Linked DNA regions of Mus musculus: all the other regions are linked to region 4. A link is a loop called in an ENCODE intact Hi-C map of the cell type or tissue named here. Cell type or tissue: left cerebral cortex. All regions are shown on one strand. Region 1 holds the start of Plcg1 (phospholipase C, gamma 1). Region 2 has its middle 85 kb from the start of Gm25090. Region 3 has its middle 17 kb from the start of Gm14221. Region 4 holds the start of Lpin3 (lipin 3). Region 5 overlaps Zhx3 (zinc fingers and homeoboxes 3).

The links. Hi-C counts contacts between places; a loop is a spot of excess contacts. Peaks named below come from ENCODE experiments on the same cell type or tissue, not always from the same donor. Only the 100,000 strongest peaks of a DNase experiment are listed, where the experiment ranks them.
Region 1: it touches region 4 in a loop (7-fold over the local background); 19 of 42 quality-filtered maps call a loop at or near these places.
Region 2: a loop joins it to region 4, with 2.7 times the contacts of the local background. A loop is called at or near these places in 2 of 42 quality-filtered maps.
Region 3: a loop joins it to region 4, with 7 times the contacts of the local background. A loop is called at or near these places in 38 of 42 quality-filtered maps.
Region 5: it touches region 4 in a loop (2.1-fold over the local background); 8 of 42 quality-filtered maps call a loop at or near these places.

Annotation. Positions count from the first base shown.
Region 1 is chr2:160,729,784-160,734,783 of GRCm38, reverse strand. It overlaps Plcg1 (phospholipase C, gamma 1), which reads right to left and starts at 3,474. Exons shown (of 34, transcript NM_021280.3): 1 at 3,440-3,474; 2 at 2,751-3,066. The coding sequence starts at 2,967. Gm52567 (a long non-coding RNA gene) reads left to right here and starts at 4,037. Exons shown (of 2, transcript XR_003954082.1): 1 at 4,037-5,000. In left cerebral cortex, CTCF peaks have their summits at 2,676 and 4,761 (motif pointing left); DNase peaks (open chromatin) are centred at 3,292, 3,561, 4,301, 4,705 and 4 more places; H3K4me3 peaks cover 3,624 bases; H3K27ac peaks cover 2,665 bases.
Region 2 is chr2:159,051,986-159,056,985 of GRCm38, reverse strand. No RefSeq gene overlaps it. Among named protein-coding and RNA genes, the nearest start is that of Gm25090, 85 kb to the left of the region's middle. In left cerebral cortex, a CTCF peak has its summit at 2,893 (motif pointing left); a DNase peak (open chromatin) is centred at 2,896.
Region 3 is chr2:160,595,306-160,600,305 of GRCm38, reverse strand. No RefSeq gene overlaps it. Among named protein-coding and RNA genes, the nearest start is that of Gm14221, 17 kb to the right of the region's middle. In left cerebral cortex, a CTCF peak has its summit at 2,300 (motif pointing left); a DNase peak (open chromatin) is centred at 2,265.
Region 4 is chr2:160,885,545-160,890,544 of GRCm38, reverse strand. Lpin3 (lipin 3) reads right to left here and starts at 2,377. Exons shown (of 20, transcript NM_001199118.1): 1 at 2,328-2,377. In left cerebral cortex, a CTCF peak has its summit at 3,071 (motif pointing right); DNase peaks (open chromatin) are centred at 2,465 and 3,073; H3K4me3 peaks cover 691 bases.
Region 5 is chr2:160,782,149-160,787,148 of GRCm38, reverse strand. Zhx3 (zinc fingers and homeoboxes 3) reads left to right here. Exons shown (of 4, transcript NM_177263.3): 3 at 4,770-5,000. The coding sequence starts at 4,904. Among named protein-coding and RNA genes, the nearest start is that of Plcg1, 53 kb to the right of the region's middle. In left cerebral cortex, no CTCF peak of the experiment used is centred here; DNase peaks (open chromatin) are centred at 659, 1,036, 1,208, 2,101 and 1 more place; H3K27ac peaks cover 2,910 bases.

The DNA.
Region 1 (5,000 bases), 160 kb after region 4:
ATGGAGGTCTCTGCCTGTAAATACCACCTAAACATGGAGGTTTCTCTTCACAAGGGGCAACAAAGGCTACAGAAAACAGGAGACCAAGGCCTACCACCAACACAACCTGGGAGCAGAGTCCTCTGAGGACTAGCCTGCAGTCAGAGTGAAAAGTCTGTTTAGCACTGGGCAGGAAGTCTATGGCTGCTTTTAACTCACTAAATTCTGCAACATAAATGCCAGACACCAGCCTGACTTCAGTCACACAACCAAACAGCACCAAAGCACTTCTCAAGTAGACCGCTGCCTTAGACATCAGAAGGTGCTAACTAGTTTCACAAGTGTCACAGTGAGAGAACTCAAGATTTAGGAAATGGCAGTCAGCCTGTCCTTCTGTTCCGTGAGCACCCTGAGGGCAGACAGCGGCAGTCTTTCTCTCTGGCCTGGCTTCAGGTAGGGATAAGGTTATCAGCAAAAAGTCAAATACCTGAGGCATCTGAACAAGAGACCAGACAGTAGGGGACCCAGCTGGCAACTCAATCCTTTTCACAATCTGCAGGAGGCTGCAGGTTTGGGAACCCACAAAGGCAGTGAGGTGCATTCCAGCAGAAGTGGGGCAGGGCTTCGGTGGTGGGCTCCATTTACAAGGTATGAAGTCCACACAGGCTAGTCTGCAGCCTTCATTCTGGACCCCAAAAATCACAGGGTCGGGCCCAATGAAAACATGCATATCTCTGGGTGACTTTTGTGGGTCTGGAAAGGTGACGTCCTCTGTATTCCTGCCACCCATCCTCAAAGACCCAAGTGAGACAAAACGGACTGGATGGTTCTGTCTCTAAGTCCCTTCTTTCTGTCCAGGCCCCAACTCACAATGACATCCAATGTACAAAATTCCAAACATAGAAACTCATCTTACATGACAGGTGAACAGAAGGGTAAACGATGTACGGCAAAACAAGAGTTTCCTCTTTTTTCCTGGGTAATGAATTAAGGAGAACGGGACCCTCTCTCGGCCCTCCTCCCTCAGAGCCCTTTCTTTTTCTAACAGCCACATTAGACCTCCCTCAGAAGCCCCATCCCAGGGTCTAGGAGGACAAGCATCTACCATAGCTACTGCTACTAATAACTGGTTCTTAAACTTCTGTAACGTCTCTGCTCGCATCTATTACATATTTAGTTTGCTTACTTTACACCAACTATCTCACTTCCAAAAGTGACCATTTATAGTAAATATACTTCTTCTAACTTACAGAGGAACCGAGGCTCCGAGAGGGAAAGCACCTGGCTGGGTGACGTACAGCTAACACACTGGCTTCAAATACCATAGCTATCTTCCACTACTGGGCTACACACACGGTTTACAGTGCAGCTGTTACCAAGAGCTAGCTACCGGGGAACTAATGCCACCACTTAAACACAGGAAATACTACAAACGTAAAATGCCATGCCTGCAACCTGATGTCTGAGTGATGTCTCAGGACTACCGGAACTGTCTGCAGTTCCATCCCCCAACACTGAAAATCACTGAAATGTTCTTCCAGCGGAGGCCAGGGCTGATGGGCACTGGTGATGGTTAAGGGCCAATTCTGTCAGACCTGAAGTTTGTAGTTGAGGATGGCTGTCTTACCACAGAAACCTTCCTTCCTCCTCATCTCCTCACCCATCGACACACATGTACACCATCCCCAGGAAGATCTGTGGGACCTTCTCTCCGTTGTTACTTCCTGACACCACCCCCCCTTCTCTAACACAGACCTGGCTCTTAGGCTAGGTCCCTTCAACCATAGACTCTTTGGGGGTTCTTGTAAGAAACATCTCAAAGCCTGGAGTTGCAAAGACTCCTCATCCTGCCTCACACCGAGGAAAATGACTATCAGAAAGAGCCGAGGTTTCTCAAAACTCCTGACTTACTTCTCCCACCAGAGACTTGTGTGTAAACCCACCACACTCAGGTCTGGGAAGGCTACGACAGGAAACCAGAGGAGCAACTCTGGGCTACCCTGTGGTCACGAGAACATCCAACACAAAGGGCTGGACCTCAAAACCCAAGGCCAGGGAACCTTTCTGAATGCAAGCTCCTTGTTATATGCTGCAAGGGCAAAGGAGCCCTGGCTCTAGCTTTGGATGGCTGCCTAGCACCATGGACCTCCAAAATTCAGATCTGGGGCAAAAAAAAAAAAAAAAAAAAAAACCATCCACGGGACATGGGGAGGGGGAAGCAGTCACGGTTTTAGCTTTCATACCCCATCCTCCCAAAGAAGAGGGAGATGAGTAGGCCCGCTCTGCTCCACAACCAGCCCTACCCCAACATCTGCCTAAGTTCTACATGAGGATTCCAAAGGTTCTTGCGCCAATAAGCCCATCCCGGAGCTCTTAGGAGTTTTCACAGACAGCACACTCTGGAGAAATGGCAGTGGGCAGGAAGATCTTGTCGGTTCCCCAGGTTCTCAGGTTGGATGAGGGGGTCCCTGTCTTGGCTTCCCCTCACAGCCACTGACAGCCGCCCGATGCTAAGGGCCGGAATCCCACTCCACTTGTCCAACCAGTGAGGACTCTTAGGCCTCAGGGCAAAGTGCCTGGAACACTCCCCCCCTACTGGGGGAGGGGGTGTCCTATCAGGTGATCCAAGACCCGGATGCCCCCCTCCACCCGCCCCAGAGTGACCACCAGGGACTGGGCGGAGACGGGGCGCCAGGCGCGAGGCCCGAAAGTTTGCCCAAGTGTTTGGGAGGCGGGCAGGCGCGAGGCAGGCCGGAGTGGGGCGCACTTACTGGACCCCTCGATTTTGTCCGCGCCGCGGCTCCATGTGATCTGGCGCGTCTCCAACTTGACCTGGAAGGTCTTCCGTTCTGGCCGCTGCGACTTCTTGGAGTAGAACAAAGTCATGACGGTGCCCACCTCGAGGCTGCGGCAGAGGTGCAGCACCTCGGCTTCGGAGGGTGCGCCAGGCCCGCAGCCGTTGGCGCAGGGGGTCGCGACGCCCGCCATGCTGCAGCGACCTCGGCGACGCAAGCCGGCGGGCCCGGAGCGGCGGAGGCGGAGGCGGTGGCGGCGGCCGGGGAGGCGAGCGGGACCCGGTGGCAGCTCCTGCGGGCGGACGCGGGGCGGGGACTGAGCGCGGGGGCGGGGCGGGGTGAGGCTCCGCCCTCAGCGCGCCGGGAACAAAGACGCTCCTGGGGACGACCCCCGCCCACCGCCGCGCCTGCGCCCCGCAACCCGGGGCAGGCCGCAGCGGGCGGACCTGGACACCTCGGTTCGGCCGAGCTTTCCCCGCGCAGGCCTGACACAACGCGGGGCACGGCCGCCCGTCACGCACGCAACCCCGCCCACAGGCTGCGGCCCGTCGGTCCGACGCGCGCACGGGCCTCCGGCCCACACGGGACCCGCCGCGGCAGTGTGCACGCCTCCCAGGGAGCGAGGGGGCTGCGCGACCCCCAGCCCTCCCGCCGAACCCGGTTACCTGGCAAGGCTGCCGGGCGGAGGGAGCCGCGCCAGCCTGGCCTCCTCACACCCGCGGTGGCGGCGGGGGCGGGCCCTCCGCGCACCCTCTCCGGGGAGGGGCGCACTCGTGGATTGGCTAACAGGCCGTGAGTGACAGCACGCCTGCCACGCCCCCTCTGCGCAGACGTCTTTTGCAAGGGCTTGAGCAGACAGACGGGTTCTAGGGTGGCCTTGGAGTGTGGCCTCTGGGGAGGGGGCCACGCAGGTGTGGGCAGGGCCCTCAGACTCTCGGACGCGGGTCCGGTGGCCTTCGAGGCCTCTCGCGTGGTCCGCTGCCCTCCTCACGCTCCGCCCGCGCCCTACCTGCACTTAGTCTCCGAAGCTCTGGTTTGTCCTCTGCCTCATTTTCCTCTGGACTCAGTGCTGGGCCAGTTGCAGGGTGGCTTCCCCTCTGCGCAGACACAGGTGACCCCAATCCTGGGTCTCCCCTGACCTCCCGACCCAGGCATCTCGTCATCTGCGCCACAGCCTTGCTTGCCATCCTCATCACATGGCCCCTTTCACCCGCTACACCTTCTCTATATGGCAGTGAACTCCTGAATTTGGAAGACCCCACACCTTGCAAGAACCTTTTTTCTTCTCTCCCTCATCCCTAAGTAATCCACTGAGGCTCTTCCCTCCTGCCTTTGGGGCTCTCTCCACTCTACGCACGATCCTGAGGACCCCTCTTCTCTCTGTGTACACTATCCTCTTGGGTCTTGCCTGCATCTGAGCTTCAGAATTTACCACTAAAGCCTTTGAAATTGCGTACGTGAATTCCCACTGTGCTTCAAATCAGCACAGCTTCGTGGCCCAGCAGTCCTGTCTTGCCTTCCCCTATCTCTCCTGCTTCATCCCTCACCGCGGACTTTGCCTCTATTCTCCAGACATGACACCTGTCTGTGACTGTTAAATAACTTAAAATCAATCTTCCAAAAGCCGTTCTCTGAACAGCACGGGTAAACCCGAGGGCATCCCTTGATCCTGCCGTCTGGCCAATGATGAGCAGACAGTTAGTTGGACAGCTACCCTGCAGCTCTGGACAGCATCTGCATTTCAGAGGTGAGAAGTCCCACACAACATCCCCTTGCAGGAAAGCTCCCCTGGGATTCCTGAGACTAGAATTTGTGATGTATGGGTTTGGACAACCCACCCACCTGGGCCACCTTCGCTTTGCCAGGCAAATAGTGACAGATGCGCTATTTCCCTTGAGGGTGGTCTCAAGAACGTCCGAATTCTGTATACCACTGAGGAACTTTGTCCTGAGGGACTGGGGAGTTGAGATAGACTGACTGCCACCTAGTGACAGGCCTCTGATGTAGGCGGAAACTGGACTTGAGGTTGGCTTGCACAACTCATGATCCTAATTATCTTCTAATCAAGGTTTCAGAGCCCCGTGACTTGAAGTCAGGCTATGTAATAAGTGGGAAGCTGAGTGTCTGTGTTCCACAAGAGAGCCCACTGGGTGAGAGGTAATCCTGGTGGCCATTGGCTAGCTGGCCAATCATTAAGTAAGAGGAGCTGTGTCTTATGTCTGTAGG
Region 2 (5,000 bases), 1.8 Mb after region 4:
ATAGTCAGACCTACTGAGTCTGTGGGAAAGGATAGCCATGCATAGTTTGGACACCCATAGGTGAGAATCATACACAATGATGCCACCTTCAGCTCACAGTTCCAATCTGCATTTAGCCTTGCCCTATGGAAGCCTCTCTCCTGGGACTCCCATGTATCCAGAGGACAGAACACAGGAGGCCTGATAGGCAGGTCAATGCAATCGACGCTGGAGAGAGATCCTCTTGAGTCCATAATGGCAGTGTGTACTCGCTGGCACTGTGCTTCACCTGTGTGAGCCTCAGCCAAGGATACAGTTCAAATGACACAACTGTCCCATATCTCCATGGCCATGGTGGAGAAGCTAGCCTCATCACAAGCAAACCCTTAGAGGTGTCCAGCTGCTGCGACCCGTATTATCACTACTGCTGTCATGCCTAGGTTAGGCTTTTAAAAATTAAGCCTTGGCTTTCTCTATTACAGGATGACTATGTATGTGAACATGATATAGACTTATGCAATTGTTCCAAAATATAAATGAAATAATGTATGCCCAGTAGCTAGCATACAGCCAGATAAACATGAAGGATTGTTCCTAGCTGGAAGCAGATAGTCCCATAGCCAGTTTTGATTTGCTAGAGACTGTCTTGGAAAGCCCTCCCATGCAGTCTGAAACAGTTGGTCACCCTAGAACAGCACACCAGGCTAAGCCAATCCCCACTCTCCCAAGCAGTTCAGGGAGATTTTTCTGGCCCCTGTCAATGAGCCACTGCATCCTAAACCAGGCTCTGTACTTCCTCCAGGAGCTAAGTGATCCCAGGATGCCAGGATCTGTACTAAGGATAGAGAGACTCGACTAGGCTTGGAGAGGGCAGAGATGGAATGCGAGCCCACAGTCAGGCTCTCAGGACATCAGACACAGGACGAATTACACATCCAGGACCAGGATGACTGAAGATGGAAATTGTCTCTGAGGGTCAGGCTGGACCAAGAGGAGGGAGAAAGTGACATCCTGATGATGAATAATTCAGAGAGAGGAAGCCAGGGGCAGGAGGAGCTGCCGCAGGGCCCCTAGCCTGTTCTCAGCCAGTCTTTTCCTGAGCAGGAAACCTCCCAGCTGAGCCTGGGAAGCAGTTATCACTGGTGGGTGATTAAGTTACTAATCCTTCAGGGAGAAGACATTTAGAGGCCCATATTAAAGCAGTGCGAGGCAAAATTACATTCCGTTTCAATTTAGTTTAGCAATTCCCGTGATTTAGTTAAATGAAAAGCAATTGTTCTAATTAATAGTATTGAATGTTATTCATCAAAAGTGTCAAAACAGCTCCATGGCCGCATTTGTAACCCATTCTCCTGTCAGAGGTATGGATAATTTTCCAGGACGGGATGGGGCTCTGAGAGGGTGTGAGGGCTTTGGTTGGCGGGGGTGGTGGTGGTGGTGGTGTCAAGGGCATGTACATGGAGTGTGTACACGTGACCTGAGTGTGGCTATATGGGTCCATATGCCCTGGAGACATAGCAATCCTACCTGCACCTAACCTGGGTGTACATATTTATATGCAGTTATGCACAGAGATCAGTGTGCTTGAATGACTGTGAACATGTGAGTGTGTCTGTGTATTCCTGGCCGTGTACATGGATTACGAGTGTGCATAAGTGCCTCCAGGACTCATGTATTAGAGCATGTGCTTGGTGTGAATTGACACGAGTGCACACAGGAATTTAGAGAGTTGTAGGTCCGTATTGTGGAGGTGTGTGTACATCAGTGATTTCGAAGATCTGTTGCTATCCAGGAAGACACAGACATTGTGAGCAGACATCTGCATGGGGGTTGCGGGGTGGCTCCACGAGGATGTGGATAGATCAAGGCAAAGGATGAAGGGAATCTGTTACCCCAGGAATAGCACAGCCAGTTCTTTCCCCCCTTCCCTGTGTCATCAAGTGACTTCTTGATGCTGAGACACTGTCATTTGGATGTAGGGGCTGAGACTTTTTCTCATGCTCACTGCTGTATTCTCAGCATCAAAAAGCGACCTTGGCATACAGCAAGCCTCCATAATACATCTTAATAGATTATATTAGTGATGGATGCATGAGAATAGTGGGATAGATATCAGGGCACATGCATGGCTTGATAGAAGGGTGGCTGGTTTGTTAAGAGGATAGGTGGGGGAAGGAGAAAAAACCTGGATGGATGGATGGATGGATGGATGGATGGATGGAAGGAAGACAATAAGGCCCGCTGGGGCCTGTAGTCATGGGTGAGTTCCCAGTCTCATCTCAGTGTAGAGCCCAAGTTTCTTTGGCCCTCAGCATCGCTCTACAAAACCTCCGTGGAAAATTCCATCCTGGACAGTCAGCAGGCTCAGAAGCCTCACAAGTTGCCAGGATCAACCAAGGCCAAATATTGCAGAGCTCAGAGCAGAAAGGACAAGGATTTTTTTTTTAATTTGAGACACTGGGGAAAGCTCAGTCTTGCTGGGATAACAGGAAAGAAACCAGGCCAGGCAGGCCCTATGGGATTTTTAAATAAAGCAGGGCCCTCCAGGAGCTCCTCTACCTTCAAGCCGGGATGCCTGCCTCTGGCTTATGATCCTGGGCTGTTGGCGCTCCCCAGCCTGCCCTCCCTATCCCTGGTATTCTACCTAGCCCACACCTTCCTCATCGGGGAAACTCGTGTCCATCCCGAACTCATGGTCAAGCAATTTACCTTCACCACAGCCTTAAGGTGATAAAGATATCTACACTAGGCTCCCACCTCCTCTGTCCTCGCCTCCTATTCAGACCTGGACCTTGGATCTCTCCAGAGTTTACCAATCCTGGAGATGCCCCAAAACACTCTCCACTAGGTTATAAGTCCTCCCACAGATATTTTGAGCTGAGGCAGCAGTTAACCTGGCCCACCTGCTGTCATGGCCTGCCCCCTAGTGGCTATCTCTGGACATACACTATCCCCACCATGGCACCAGCCCGATGCCCCTATTCCAGCTTCAACCAAGAAAGGTTGTCTTTTGACAACCTCTACAATGCCCCCCAACACACACACACACACACACACACACACACACACACACACACACACACACACACTTCTTGCAGGTCCTGAAGTGCCCAGAGTTTGGGATGTGCCAGACAGCTCCAGGCTGCCCACGCAAGTGTCCATCCATCTTGATGGTGATTAGCCCACAGGGGAAGTGTTAGGGTGTGACCTCTGAACTCACTGAGCTCATAAAGACAATAGCTAAGACTGTGACAAGAGGCACCAGGCGTCCTGTCTATTTTGGGGTAGCCCCAAGTATAGCCGGTCAGAACCAAGGGCATCCTGGATCGCATTAATCTACGTAGGAGTGACAGAGACAGGATAGAGGGTCCAGGAGACTTTCCGCCAGACGTTTCCTCCCAGCCTGCCAGGCTCTGCTCTCCGCCTCACTCACGGAATCCCTGGCCCTGGCCTCCGGACACCCAGCTTGCCAGCTCTCTATGGCAGATCAGCGACCTTCCTCTCCTCTCAAAGTTTTTTGTTTTTTTTTTTTTTCTGAGAGATTAGAGGCCCTGGCTTTTGGGGGGCCTAGTCTTTGTTCTGACTCTGAGGATAGCAAAGCAAGAAGGAAAAACACCTCCTCTCCCACCCATGCTGAGGTAATGGAGAACCTACCTGGAAACAGCCTCTGGTTTGCACGGTCCAGGCTCTATAGAATTCAGGAGGATCAAAAGCTTAATTGCTAGAGTCTTGGGCCCAACAACTGGCTAGAAACAGGAAGTTCTTTGTTACATACACGGCTGCTGACTATCCCTTTCTCTCCTCTCCACTTGCTTTCTCTACTGGCTGGTAAATAGCTTGAAAATGGCCATGATGAAAATATTTATACCATGGAAGCTGCCAAATGATATGAGATAAACTATTATCAATGAAGCAGGCTTGGGACCCTTCCCATGTCCAGGCTAAATGTCAAGAATCCCAAGCACCAGGGTCACAACCGTTTTAGAGCCACAGGAGCTTGGACTGTGTACTGTATGGCCCAGCACCCTAGTGCCACCATGTCTGTGTCTGCAGTGTCAATCCTGGGAGCACAGTAGGCATTAGGTCTGTCCTAAGAGTCCGGAGAAATGGGTTCTGCCTGAGAATAGTACTCATAGCACTAGAGCTTACCAACCCTTCACTTTCCACCGGTAAAACTGGGGGCAGGAGTACTCGGCATAGATCAAGAACTTCATAGGACAACCAGGAGAAATAGACTTGCAAGGCAAGCAATCAGACCCTGGCCAGCACCGTGGGACCCAGTCAACAGTGCCTGCTTATTGTCATCAATGCCCATCATTGCTTTTGCAAGGAGTATCCTTACTTCCTTCACACAGGATTTCAAGGCTAACCCAAGACTGGACACTTTTGGCACATGAAAAGGTCTTGGTCCTTTCCCCTTATATTGGGTGCCTTGAAGGCATGCAGCATCCAGGGATGGCCAAAGAGGAAGCATCCACTCAAATCCTCAGAGAAAGAGGACTTCACAATCTGCTTAATCAGGCGTGTCAAAAAACAAACAAACAAACAAACAAAACAAACAAAAACTATCACCAAGGACAGAAAAGGTGACTCTTGGTTTTCCTCAGAGGAAAAAAAAAAACAACAACAACAACAAAAAAAAAAAAACCATCTCAGATCCCTGGGTAAATGCACTACCTCTTCTGTGCTAAGAAACTGTTCCTTAGCACTGGAAGTAAAGGCATGTGCCACCAATCCAGGGTAGTGGCTATCCTGGTTGTCAACTTGGCTATATCTGGAATGAACTACAATCCAGAATTGGAAGGCTCACCTGTGATCCTCATCTGGAGGCTGAGAGATACAAGTTTCTGACCTGGATCCTGGCATGGAGATCTTGAGGCAGAGTGGCCATGAATTCCAGAAGATTAAGACAAGGGGACCTCTGAGTTCAAGGTCATCTGGGATTAAAGGCATGGTGGCACACACCTTTAATCCGGGCTACACCTTCTGCTGGAGACCTACTTAAGGACATTGGAAAAAGG
Region 3 (5,000 bases), 290 kb after region 4:
CAGTGCAAAGAAGTTGCTCGAGAATAACTGGTGCCGTTTTTATCTTTCTCTGTGTGATATAGAAAAAAAAAATCAAATAAAGAATATCGGACCTTCTGTTGTTAGCTTGGTCCTTTTTTTCCTAGGAGGTTATTAGGACAGACTCATGAGCATCTTCTTCTTTCAGTCTGTGATTGGTGTTAAGTCAGCTTTTTGCAACTGTGGTAAATATGGAAGAAACTGACGTATAAAGAGAAGCCATTGGCCTTGTTGCTTTGGGTTTATGTCAGACAGCATGTCACGGCGGGAGTCTGTAGTGGTGCTAAGCCACTCACAGAATCCCCCAGAATCCTGTCCAGGAACATAGTTCCTGGGACGTAAAGGCTTCCAAGAGTTCTTGCCTCTTAAAGGCCCCCCCCCGCACCCCCCCCAGGAACTCTGCCTGGGAAGCAAGCCTTAACACATGGGCCTTCAAAGAGTGCTTAACATTCAAATCATAGCAAGAACTTGCCTGCACCTGTTATATTTTCAAGTTAGTGTTGCTGGGCAAAGAATTATTAGCATATCCTCCATTACTGACTCTTTTTAAAATGTTACTTCATTTTCTCTTGACATAAAGCCTTGCTAAATAATATTTGAATTTATTTTCTCATGTCAGTTATTTATTTATTTATTTATTCTGCCAAGACACAGAAAGATTTTTCCCTTTTCCCCTGAAGATTTGGAAATTTTTATTTTATTTATTTATTTATTTATTTATTTATTTTGGTTTTTCGAGACAGGGTTTCTCTGTGTAGCCCTGGCTGTCCTGGCACTCACTTTGTAGACTAGGCTGGCCTCAAACTCAGAAATCCGCCTGCCTCTGCCTCCTGGGATTAAAGGCGTGTGCCACCACGCCCGGCTTCGAATGTCATTTTGAAATAGGCAACAGGTTCCATTCTGTTCTGAGAGTGTCTCTCTGGTGTGGTTTTCCTGTTGGTGGGAATGCTGTTTTATTCCTCATTTGTTTGTTTTTGTTTTTATTTTTTGGTTTTCTTTGTTTGTTTTGTTTTGTTTTGTTTTGCTTGATTTAACTTCCTATGAGATTTGGCCTCAAAACTTTCCTACAGTTTGCCTTTTGTGAAAGTGCTTTTCCTGAACTGAAGGAATCACAAAAGGTTGACGTTCTTAACTGGAAGAGCACCCACTTTCTTGTGCAGTTTTAAGGAGGCATAAAAAAAGATAGTGACCTTTCGAGGGGCGTGGGGTGGGTGGGGTAGCAGTGGGGTGTTCTTGGCTTAATTTTCGGCCTCTCCTTATATTGGACCTTTCTCCTACTTTCTGATTGCTCTGATCCCACTCATTTTTATGTGGGATTTGGAGAGATTAATAAGCTCTGTGGGCATAGCTATGATTTCCCCAGTAAGGTGTAGTGCATTTATTTGCAAGGCTGGAGGAGGCTATGACAGACAGCATTTTCCTATCTATTTGGAGTTGACCTTGAACTCCTGTTTCGAAATGGGAGGTGTACTGGCTGGTTTGGGGTGTCAACTTGACACAGGCTGGAGTTATCACAGAGAAAGGAGCTTCAGTTGGGGAGATGCCTCCTCGAGGTCCAGCTGTAAGGCATTTTCTCAGTTAGTGATCAAGGGGGAAAGGCCCCTTGTGGGTGGGACCATCTTTGGGCTGGTAGTCTTGGGTTCTATAAGAGAGCAGGCTGAGCAAGCCAGGAGAAGCAAGCCAGTAAAGAACATCCCTCCATGGCCTCTGCATCAGCTCCTGCTTCCTGACCTGCTTGAGTTCCAGTCCTGCATCCTTTGGTGATCAACAGCAGTATGGAAATGTAAGCCGAATAAACCCTTTCCTCCCCAACTTGCTTCTTGGTCATGATGTTTGTGCAGGAATAGAAACCCTGACTAAGACAGGAGGTCCTGTTTCTAGGATTCTAAAATTACAGGCACTCACTACTGCACCCAGTCTCAGATCAGTCTGTCTAATGGCAAGCTGCTTATTGAGCCATAGGCAAGACGAGTTCATAAATGTCGGAGAGTTAATTGTTTCTGTGTTGGGTTGGCCAGGCTTCCAGCTCTGGTCCCCCATTCAGGCCCCACAGGTTTAACCTTCGCTCCTTGTACTTGGCTCAGGAGAGAGTTACATACAGTGCGTTTCCCACCTCTGGTGTTTGCTGGGTCCTCTGGGGCATTTCTTCGTAGCGCAGGTTCTGGAGAACAGGAGGAAGGTACTACTGACTCCACTACCCAAGAAAAAGGGATGAACCTGGGTTGTGAAGGGCCTGCTGTGTGAGCCTGCACCGCCACCTGCTGGCCATAAGTTTAATTACACAGCAGAGAGGTTGCAGTTCCCCCCTCAGCCAATGGAGTGGATTCTTTACCCTTCTATTCCCAAAGGCAAACTTATGTTAATATAATGATGATAATAATAGCAGAGAAAGAATTTCTCTATTGTTTAGACGTTTACACCTTTGTTTTTGGTTTTAATGAGCAGGGTCTCTCTACATAGTTCTGGCTGTCCTGGAACTTGCTTATGTAGATCAGACGTGCCTCGAGCTCAGAGATCCATCTGCTTCTGTCTCCTGAGTGCAGGGATTAAAGGTGTGTGCCACCACGTCTCTAGCCATGTCCTTTCTTTTTAGAAACGTAAATAATGTGTATTTATTTTCTTACAGCTCTAGAGACTCTGGCTATTTACATCGGCAGGGATAGGAGGGGGTAGGAGATTCAGATGCTGAGACTCGATGCTGAACTCGACTTCACTAGTTGCCAGAGAGTAAGGTGGCGTTGATTCACCTTCCCGTTTCCAGGTCTGGTTGTGCTGGGCAGGATAAAGAGGCCCAGGCTTAGTTCATAGGACTCGTGGTCTCCTTCTCTTGGGAGAAGGGACTCTGCAGACATGGACCTTGAGGTTGCACGGGCTTCCTGGGGTGCTTTGATCTGATCACCTGAGCATCACAGAGAATGGTCCCTCTCTGTGAATAGAGACCTTGTCTTGGCTTCAGTTAGAGACACAACATCGAAGGGTTGGAAGCTGGAGGTGGGAAACACAAGTAAAGAGTCTAAGTGGCTTCTGGAAACTGAATTTTCTAGAAGGAAGTTGTGCTCGTGTGGCTGGCTGAGTGATTAGAACTTCCTGGTGGTGGGAAGTCGGGCACTGTGGAAATGGAGCCAAAATTATCAGGGAGTTCTTTTTAGTACCCCAATGGCTACTAGGTGCCCATCTCTGTCTGACCTAAAATCCTTTCCTGAATGTATGTGCGTGCATATGTGTGTTCATGTGTGTGCAGGTACATGTGTGTGGAGGCCAGGAGATAATGTCATATGTTGTTACTTAGGAGATGTCCACGGCTTATGTTTTTTTTTTTTTAAAGATTTATTTTATTTATATGAGTATACTTGTAGCTGTCTTCAGACACACCAGAAGAGGGCATCAGATCTCATTACAAATGGTTGTAAGCCACCATGTGGTTGCTGGGATTTGAACTCAGGACCTTCAGAAGAGCAGTCAGTGCTGTTAACCACTCAGCCGTCTCTCCAGCCCATTATGTTTGTTTTTAAAAATTAATCAATTAATTAAATAAATCAAATTATTGTATTTATATATGTTTAATATATAAATGTAACATATCTTATAAAATATATATTTCATAAATAAATAAATTCAATCAACAGAGCAATTAATTAATTACTTACTAGAGTGGTGGGTGAGTAGGTGGCAGTCAGAAGACAACTGTAGGAGATTTTTACTTTCTTCTACCATGTGTGTTCTCAGGATTGAACTCAGGTCACCAGGATTGGTGACAAACACTCACACTCACTGACCCATCTCAATGTCCCTGCCTTGTATTGGTACAGACTCTTCTCTCAGTGGTCTAGAGTTTGCCATTTATGCTAGCTGGCTGGCTAGCAAGCCCCGAGGCTCTGTATGCCTCTGCTTTCCAAGTGTGGTGATCCTAAGTGCATGCATGCCATGGCACACAGCTCTTATACAGAACGCCTGGGGATTGGATACAGGTCTTCATACCCGTATAGAAAATACTTCAATGACAGAGCGATACCCTTGAGATGCTAATATCCTTTTGACTATGAGGTAGACTATTCCAGAATGTATCAGCCTAGCAGATTGCTAGCTTCCATTATCCCCAAAGTTAAAAGTGTCACCAGGTAGCATCTGAGACCTGAGATCCTGGCTTTGCTATGGCTTACCTAACCAATGGCTCCACCTACCTATGTGAGCAATGCCTTGACGTGGGGCCTCCTTTTGTTCTGTAACTATAAAAATATCATGAGAACATTGCCACATTGGAATGCATTTTGGGGGGGGGGCGCGGAGAACCCGAGCCCGTGTTCCTGGGCCACGTTCAGCCATTTTGGGCTCAAGGATAAACTCTCTCTTTTTTCCTCTGCTGTGCAAGTCATGCTTTATGTCACCACGTCTAAATGCTGACAAAATGGATGTCCCTGGGAGCCCTGCAGAGGAATGCAGACCTGCTGACATCTTGGTTTTTGTCCCAGGGACATGGAAGCGCAGGAGTTTACTGTGTCTAGACAATGATGATTTGATAATGTCTTTGTGTGGTCACAAGTTACAAGATAGGAAACGAAAGGTCAAGTGTACATAGTAAGACATTTCCCATGCATTGTAAGGTCTTCTTAGTTCTTTTATTTCATGATCATTTTCTGAGCACCTACTATGTTCTAGAGATGTGCTCACTACAGGGTTACAGGGGTGAACGTGGCTCTTCTGTTACTGAATTTAGGGTCACTATCTGTACTCCAAGAGGTCAAGTTGGTCATCGGTGCTTTAGAATAAAACCATCAAATTAATAGCAAACTACATACACATGCACACTATTCATACATACACTATTCACACTGTGCACACACACACACTGCACACACATGCACACACTACACACTTGACTACAGGAATACACATAGCACGCACACACTATTCAAACTGCACACCACACACATATACACACGTACACACAATAGACACACTGCTCACACACAGCATTTTGGCAA
Region 4 (5,000 bases):
CTGGTTGGTTCTTCCTCTGTCTGTGTCAATAAATGGTGCACTTCAAGAAGACTCAGACAGGTGAAGTGACTTGCCCAGAGTTACATCTCAGTTACTGTCAGAGTGGACATTAGCACCCAGGCAGTCTGGTACCCTTACCCACAGTGCCCTGTGGCCATTCATGATCTAGGCATCTGATAATAAAAGTCTTGGCCTAGCCAGCAGGAGGCTAAGTCAAAATGGGGTGGCATTAAACTCTATGGTTCTGTATTGTCACTCAAATCCAATAATAATTTTGTCTGAAAGACACCTATTGGCTCCTTGGCAGGAAGCTTCATTCTGCTCTAACATCAAGCTCAATGACTACAGACTGAGACAGACTGATAGGACAGACACCTATCTGTTGAGCAAACCTCTAGATCAGTGAGTCTAGGAAAAGCAGAGAAGACCCAGGGGTTTCCAGGAACAAAGGAGTAAGCATGGGCGGCCCAGGGTAGGGATGGAACCAAAGCAGCCTCAGACCTGCTGGGAGTGAAAGAACTGTGAAAAAAGGGTGGTGGCAGGCTTGGTTTGCTCTAGCATGACATCTCAACTGCTGTTTGGAACCAGAGCAATGTGTGTGTGTGTGTGTGTGTGTGTGTGTGTGTGTGTGTGTGTGTGTGTGTTGTAAGACCATTTGATACCAGTAGGCTCCCAGCTCCCATCCAAGGCTGTGTCAGCCAAATTGTCTCTAGATGTTAAATGCCTCCTAGGAGTGCTAGGAGTGTAGCCCAATGGGAAAGGACCTGTCTTTCCTATGCAAGGCCCTAGGCTCAATCCACAGCACTGCAAACAAAATCAAATGTCTCCTTGGGAGAAAAACCATCCCCAGTGGAGTGTCACTAACCCAAGCAAAAGGAGCTGGATGGCAGAGGTGGCTACATGGGATGATGTCACCAGAATTATTCGGGTTCATTCACGGGTTCTCAGTTTCCCTTGTAATATAGGCCTTAAGTCAGACTCATCTCACCTAGACTCCCACTCTCTTGGGCTTCGGGTACCTCTAAGTAAAATCCTACCCCTACCCCACAAACACCCCTAAGGAAACCTTTTTGACTTTTTTCTTCCATGACTGTCCTACTGTTTAGGCTAAGTACTAGAGACTCAGATTATTGATGGCAGCAAAGCACTGTGGGTAAGAACACCACAGTGGCTGAGTTCTAATCTATACTTTGCCCCTTCCCAGGGCAAAATGCTTCATTTATCTGAGGTTTTCTTTTTAAGTATTTTTGTTTTAATTTTTTTTCTGTGCATTGGTGCTTTGCCTGCATCTATGTCTATGTGAGGGTGTCAGACCCCAGAACTGGAATTACAGATGTGAGCTGCCATGTGGTTGCTGGGAATTGAACCCGGGTTCTCTAGAAGAGCAACCAGTGCTCTTAACTCTGAGCCATCTCTCCAGTCCCTATTTATCTGAGCCTTCGTTCCAGCTTCTTTAAGTGGAGATAGTATCAGGCAGGGATGAGTACCCGCTGAGATAATTTGGATACAGCCCTGTTGTACAGTAGGTGTTATGCCTGTGTGTGACATCTAGCAGAGACACCAGCATCGTGACTTTTCCACACTCACTCAGGCTGTGGGCTGTGCAGTAGGCCAGTCTCTACTTGCAGTTAACAGTTTAGACACAGTAGGCTGCCACCCAACACCATGACCAGTGGGAACCTCACTATTTACAAAATAGAAAGGTGAACTCCAGGCTTTGTGGAGTACCTTGTTCAAGCCAGGCTAGATATATCCTCAAAGTTCTAGGGCTAGCTTGTCTCTACCACAGGGAAGCCAAACCAAGGTCCTCTGGACTCTTGGGACCCCAGATATTGAGATGGGGGAGTTATGGAGTGGGGATGACTTTCCAACTGCCACCAAAGAGAGTAGGGGTATAAGGAGGGGCCCTTATACCAGGGAAGCGGTCTACCGCTAAGTTACAATTCCCCAGCATTGGGAAACTGCCGCTTCAGTTCCCCTCATTGACAGGCAAGACAGGCCAGACAAGGGCCAGGGACACTCTTTGCAACTGAGGACTCTTATTACCAAGGACACGCCGCCAGTCTTGGGAAGCCTCTCTAAAAGGTTCTGGCATTCCTCTCTAGCTTCCTAGTCCTGGCTATCCAGGGAGCTCGCAGGGGAAGGGGCAGGAAGTGAAGCCAGCCTTCCCCTACTCTTTCCCTAGCTCCCTGTGGTCTCTGTCCCTTGACGTGAAAATGAGATAGAACAGAGTGGAAGAAAAACATATTTTGTTTTCCTATGGGCTAGGTTTCTACGTTGAAACTTCCCTCCCGAGGACCACTGAGACCCAGAAACGCCGCCTCTACCTGTACGCAGAGGTTCCACAGGTAAGGGTCCAGGTCCCGGCACTTCCGCTTTCTCTGAGACCCGGTGAGATCCGGTCTCCACTCCTTCCACCAACCAGGTGCGGCTCTCACTGTTCCCGGTCAGTCCAGGCTCCACCCTTCACTTCGAGAAGACCCCGCCCCCGTCCCGTGGTCCCACTCCAGGGCGCCCTTTTTCCTATGGGGAGCAACAGACTTCGGGGCTCTGACTCGTTCCCAGCCACACCCGTGGCCACACCAGCTGTCACGACAGGAGCACGAAAGACGTACGGACTTTAGAACCGCGTCTACCTACGTCCTGTTCCTTACTACCTGCCTCTGTGACCTTGAGCGAATCTCCCACGGATACCAGAGGAAAGCTACTTGTAAGATTTGACGGAGAACACGAATATCTTTGTCGAGGGCTTGGCGCTTGTATTTCCCATCCCGGGAACAGCGTTTCTTGATCCTCCACACCCCCTTTCTAGCCGAGGTCTAACTACCTATATGCTCACAGTTGGAATGTCTTATTTGCTCAGTTAATGTCAGTCTTGTTTGTTTTTGCATACTGACATCAAAACTCGGTGGTACACGCAAAGAGATCTACCACCGTTACACCACCCAGCTTCAACCGAGCTTGAACGCCTTTAAGAACGGACCACCTTCATACGCTCAGTGCTATTGCAAACCTGCTCAGTCATCTATCAGACACTTTAGCGAGTGGGCAGTGCGCTTAATACTACCACGGGCCAGCAGAGGGCAGATGGTGACCAGTCTTCTCACCCAATCACACTTTCTCACCACCCAACACTCTCAAGAGCAAGACAAGTGAGCAGATTTGTAGGCAATAAACCCAAGGGGCCAGCCAGGAATGACTTTGAATCCCTGACTCAGAGACCTCTCCGACTACCTGTATGGATGATCCCTGCAAACAAGATGTGCTGGAAAACATGAGACGCTGAAGGCGTTTGTTCGAAAAAGCACACACGGTCAGGCTTTGCCTAAAAGATGGCTCATTCAACCCAGCACGGTGGCGCACACCTTTATACCAACACTGGGAGGCAGGGGCAGGCAGATGCCAGAGTTTCAAGGTAAGATGTCCTTCAGAGGTAGTTCTGGGACAGCCAGGGAGACCCATAAAAACCCTGTCTGGAAAAAACAAAACTAACAGACAGACACACAAACAAAAATGGTTCAGCCAGTAAAGGTGCTTGCTTCTGAGTTGAATAACCGTAATCCACACTTACAAGGTATCTCGGGCAGGCTGTGAAGCCATCGTACACGCTGTATACACTCCAAATCAGTGGTTCTCAAACTTCCTAATGCTGTGACCTGATTCAGTTCCTCATGCTGTGGTGACCTCCAATCATAAAAATTATTTTTGTTGCTACTTCATAACTGTAATTTTGCTACTGTTAAGAGTCATTATGTAAATATCAAATATGCAAGATATCTGATATGAGACCCCTATGAAAAGGTCATTTATACCACCCCTAGGGGTCTCCACCCATGGCCTGAGAACCTCTGCTCTAAGTAAAATGTATTTATTTTAGGATAAAGTCATAAGAAGGCAGACCTAGAGGGATGGGAGTGGAGAACTGGGAAAATCAAGCTACAGACAGGACTGGGCTGTGAGGAGGGAGAAGCTGTTGTCATAATGTGACAACAAGGTGACAGAGCTTGTTTAGAAATGACTGCCTTTTGTTGTTCTTCCTGTAGTTGCTATCTCAGAGGAGCCCTGCTGGAGGCAGAGCAATTGAAAGCCCACCCTGGGGGTTGTGGCCTGCCACAAGCTTGCCTGTGGCGCCATTATATATATAAGGTTTACCTGTGATGGTAAAATCCTGGAAACGGGAATTCTCAAAGAAGGGAGGTAAGAAGGTAGGAGAGGCCACAGACTGAGGCGTCTGATGTCAGAGTCAAGCTTTTCCTTGTTTAAAATTGGGATCTCACAGTCTTTAACCCCAGCTCTCAGGAGGCAGAGGTAGGTGGATCTTTGTGAGTTCGAGGCCAGCCTGATCTTCATAGTATGTTCAGGACAACTAGGTCTTAAAAAGGTCTTGTCGAAAGGAAGGAAGAAAGGAAGGAAGGAAGAAAGAAAGATGGGGCTTCACTATATAGCTTATATAGAACAGGCTGGCCTCAATGCAAAGGACTCTGCCTGCCTCAGCCCCCCTCCGGAGTGCTGGATTAAAGGTGTGTCCGGCCATGCCGAGCCTAATCTATTGTTTTGTTTGTTTGTTTGTTTTTGGTTTGTTTTTTGGTTTGGTTTGGTTTGGTTTTTTGGTTTTTCAAGATAGGGTTTCTCTGTAGCCCTGGCTGTCCTGGAACTCACTCTGTAGACCAGACTGGCCTTGAACTCAGAAATCCTCCTACCTCTGCCTCCCAAGTGCTGGAATTAAAGGCATGCACCACCACTGCCCGGCTATTGTTTTATTCTTAATATCACTTGCAAAATAGTGATAAAATTTACCTTGCAGGATTATATTGTGAAGATCTGATAACCAGTTGTCCTCAGTCTTGGGTGTATATTTAAATCCTCATGCCCTTGACAAAGGCTGACCATGGCACTGAGATTTCAAAACCCCATGTAGTTTTACTGAGCTAAATAAATGCTGAGCAGAGCATGAGGTGCACATTAGGCATTCCCCGGTGTTTACTGAACTTTGTGTTTAG
Region 5 (5,000 bases), 100 kb after region 4:
AGATGTCACTGGTTTTTCCCAAGCAAGCAAAAGAAAAGCAGATAGTTCTGTATTCCTCACAGTGATAGAATGAAGTGCTGTACGTCTGATCTTGTGGACTTTGTAATAAGGTCAGTGAAGACAGTTGTCAATGAGACTAAGTCTGTAGGATGAGGAGGGATGCTGGATTTGCAGGGTGAGCCAGGGAGGGCTTTTATTTTCTAAATAAATGTTCTTCAGAGATTCTTGTAAGCATGCCAGCCTGCAAGCTATTTAACTTGAAAACTATGTGGCTTACACTGGAAATTTTCAATTAAAACAAAACAAATGTAATTTCAGAAGTAAAAGCACATCCAGAACAAACCATTTATAATGCTTTAACATCTTTTAGTTTAAATTTAATAAAGTAATTTACTTTTGTATTTGAAACAAAATTTAGGATTCAAGTCTGTTTCCCAGTAACAAATTTACTTTGAAAGCAGCTTTCTCACACCTCCGTGGAACAAGTGCTGGCCACTTGCCTCTTCTGCTACCCTAGCCTTGCTCCCAGCCCTACCCCAACCCCTTAAGTCTCACCCCACTTCCTGTATTTTTTCTGTGGGTTTGAGTGGGTTTTGGCAAAGACTAGAGTCTTTTTCACTGGGGACATTGGCATTTCACAGCCTCTCTGCTCATTAGCAGTCTGATCCATTTGCTCCCCAAAACACTTGGGAGAAAACCAGCTCAATCTAGTTTCCTCTAGAACAGATTCCACTATCAGCAGCTCAGAGCTCCTTTTGCTTTCTGCATGGTGCTTACTAGTTCCAAATATGTTTTGGTTAATAGTAATACCATCATCCTACTCACCAAGTTGAAGTCTGTCTCCATTCACATGGACACAGAACACATACCCTGTACTTTCAAAAGAGTTTTCAGAACCCAGCTACCCCTCATTGCCTCAGTTTCTCCCAGCCTGATGCCAGCCACTGTCGTCTCCTGCCTGGACTTCTTCCATATTCTCATAGATGCCCCTGTGTAGCCTCTGGCTTTTCCCAGTTTGTTCTTAGTACAGCCAGTGACGCCATGCTGAACTAAACACAAGGCAGATCCTGTTAGCCCTGTATTTAAAGTCCTCCTTTGGATTGCCTGTCTCAGAGAAATTTTAACATCATTGTCTGTCTGCACTATCCCACCCCCACAGCTCTTTAACCTGGTCTCTTTCTGCCCTCTCTCTGCTTCTGCCACCATTTCAACACCTACTGCCAGATGCTATTTCTGCCTGGAATATACTTCCCCATATACACAAGACATCTCACTTCTTCATGTCCCAGCTGATGTCCCAGGGCTGGGAATTGAAAACGGCCTTGTACACGTTAAACAAGTGCTTTTCCATTGAGCTATGTGCTCAACTCCCAGCTCTTCTTTTAGGACTGGGTGAGTAGTCACTGTCTGAGACAGTGCCAGTGAACAGGCCCAAGAGTAACTGCTGAAACAAAGCAGATACTTTCCTGAAAGTGCCCCCTGGAGTAACACATTTTCTCACATTTCATTGATTACACCTAACCTTGGTTAGACAGGGAATTAATTCCAATGAGTCTGGGAAAGTGAGCCTCAGTATTAATGGTCCTAATAACCATTAGCTTCTTGAGTTCAGAGATGGCATAAACTTAACAAATCTAACCTACATAAAGGTATTTGTATGTGTGCTCACTATATAATACTATTCTAAGACCCTTTCCATTGGTGCTAAGTATTGAGCTCCTTGTCTCTGGAGATGCTCAGACAATGACTGTTCTAACCACCAAGTAGTGGTGCATTGAAGGAACCTCATACAGAGGCTAGGCTGGCTAGACTGAGTCTTTAAGTAGCTCTGATTCTGGGGCCTCTGTGTTTATAACATGCTTGCCCTTCTGAGCTTGAAGAATAACGTAGCATTCGCTTTAGAAGTGATAACATCTGAGTGGAACAGGCTATTTCTGTTGGTGATTTGACAGAAACAAGAATTGTTTGAGGGGTGAAAGCAGAGAGCTTAGGCCCTGTGCTCTCGGTTGAATTTTAGTTTTAAATGCAGAAAGTATTAAGACCTATACGCACTCAGTGGGTTAAACTAGCTCAGCTCTGGGCTCTGCCATTCTTTACCACTGGCAGACATAGGGTTAGACAGATTTGAACTTTGTGTAAGCTCTTTATTTTCAACAGAACTCTGACTACTCCAACCAGCAGGTCTGCTGTATTACCACAGTCTTGCCCACACACACTCCTGATGGAAGATGGTTTCCTATGTGTGCTGTTCCGTTGTAGCGTGCTGTTGACTCATTCTATCCCACTGTGACAGTTCTCTATTAGCTGTAACAGGAAAAATACAGCTTATCTTCTTTTTTTATTATTTTATATCATTTTTTTCCTGTGCATGGGCACACATGCCACAGTGTACAAATGGAGGTCAGGAGACACTTTGTGGGACTCGTTTTCTTCTTCTACGATGTGGGTACTAAATATAGAGCATGTCAGGCTTGGCAGCAAGCTCCCTTACCTACTAAGCCATCTTGTTGGGCCACTGCCCCTCATCTGACAGTGAGAAAAAAGTAAGAATCATTCTAACATTGAAATACCCTTCAGGCTGGTTGATTTTATGACAGATTGACACAGCTGGAGTCAGCAGACAGGAGGGAGCCTCAACTGATAAGGTGCCACTGTAAGAGTCGGCTGTAGGCAAGCCTGTAAGGCATTTTCTTAATTAGCAATTGATGTGGGAGGGCCCAGCCTATTGCGGGTTGTGCTGTTCTGGTGATCCTGGGTGCTATAAGAAAGCAGTTTGAGGAGTTGGAGAGATGGCTTGGTGGTTAAGAGCACTGACTGCTCTTCCAAACATCCTGAGTTCAAAATCCAGCAACTACATGGTGGCTCACAACCATCTGTAATGAGATCTGACGCCCTCTTCTGGTGTGTCTGAAAGACAGCTACAGAGTACTTAAATATTCGGCTGAAGCGAGTTGGGCTGGAGCAACCACATGATGGCTCACAACTATCTGTATAGCCTTGGCTGTCCTGGAACTCACTCTGTAGACCAGGCTGGCCTTGAACTCAGAAATCCTCCTGTCTCTGCCTCCCTAGTGCTGAAATAAATAAATCTTAAAAATAAAAAACAGAGAGAGAGAGAGAGAGAGAGAGAGAGAGAGAGAGAGAGAAAGAAAAGGAAAGGAAAGAAAAGAAGAAAAGAAAAAGCAGTTTGAGCAAGCCAGTAGTAAGCACCCCTCCTCCCTGGTCTCTGTATTAACTCCTGTTTCCAGGTTCCTGCCCTGTTTGAGTTCCTGCCCAGACTTCCTTCAGTGGTGGACTACGATGTGGAAGTGTGAGCCATGTAAACCCTTTCCTCTCCAAGTTACATTTGGTCATGGTGTTTCATCACAGTAGTCCTTACTAAGATATCCTTTAATGCTTTTTAAAAAAGAAAAGTCAAGTCACGTCGTGGTGGCACACGCAGGCAGATCTCTGTGAGGTTGAGGCCAGCCTGGTCTGTAGAGTGAGTTCCAGGACAGTTAGGGCGGTTACACAGAGAAACCCTGTCTCAAAAGAAAAAAAAAAAAAAAAAGGAGGAGAAAGAATAAGACATAAAGTAGAATAAAGAAAAAGATGGGAAGAATGACCACCACCCACCAAATCCACTGGAATAACTGTCAAAACTCTGAACCATGCATAAGGAGATGTGAAAATAAAAGGGCTGTGTGTGCTGTAGTATTATATATATATAGATATAGATATAGATATTCAGGGTAAATGTAGCCTACAGGGAAAATGGACTTAATCAGAATGAGACCTTCTATGATGGGCATATCCTGTCCTCCTCCTTGCTTCTGGAGTTGCTACACCTGCACCAGCCTCTTTCCTTGTACCCCTCCCGTACCCATTTCTTGAGAATAGACATTGTTTAGATCTGGAAATCCCCTACTTTCCCCTTATCCTTTCCCCCCTGAGGGCCTATAAAAACTGGGACCCCTTTCCCCTCGTGGTCAACTCCTCTACCCCTGTGTGGGATATGAGTTGTCCCCAGAGCTCTGACTTTCCCCAAATAAAGCCTCATGTGGTTTGCATCAAGTTTGGTCTCTCGTGAGTTTTTGGGTGTTCACTATTATCCCGAGGCCTGAGCGAGGGGCTCCTCTTGGAGTCTTTCACTGGATGTGTGAGCACCCTCTGATCCTTGGCTTGCCTAGGTGACAGTGTCGTAGGCACAGGGAGGAACTACAGCTTTCCCATTGTTGGGAATACAGGTGGTAGGACAACAAGCAGGAAAGACAGGCTTGGCTCTTACACCCTGCCTGCATCCATACTGAAACTTGACTTGGTCTCTGGGCCCAGTTTGAAGGAGACAGAGGCATTGTCATGTTCTTGTATGTGGGAAGACTATGAAAAGAAAAACCCTTGTTGGCCCAAATGTTTAAACAGGAATTACACTGGGTCTTTTGTTCTCAGTCTAAACTGGTCAGAATTAATTTTTAGACTCAAAAAGAATGGTTCTCCTTCCCTCCTCCTTTCCTTACTATAAGCTGAGTTACTTAATGCAAAGATATAGGGAGATGAACAAAGAAAAAAGTGTACAATTTAAACATATCAAATGGTACAGAGCATCCAAGCTCATTCTCAGGACAACTACCAAGGTGTTCCTGCCTTACAATTCATAGCTAAGAAGCACACCAGCTCCTTGTGAACACTCACAAGATATAAAGTGAGCAGTATGTGATAAGGGGCCTGAAAAACAGATAGATTCAGAGACTGTAAGATCTTCATCATACTTTTTTTCTCTTTTTCTCCAGGCTTAAGGAAAAGTGGCTTTCTGCAAATAACTGACAAAACTGACCTTAGAAGCACTTCCCAGGGCCTCATGGAGTAGCTGGAATTTGTACTACAAGGCTTTCTTGCCTACTGGTTACCTGAAGTGGTTGTCGCCATGGCCAGCAAAAGGAAGTCCACCACCCCATGCATGATCCCCGTTAAGACCGTGGTGCTGCCGGGTGCCAGCACAGAGCCTCAGCCTGTGGAGTCTC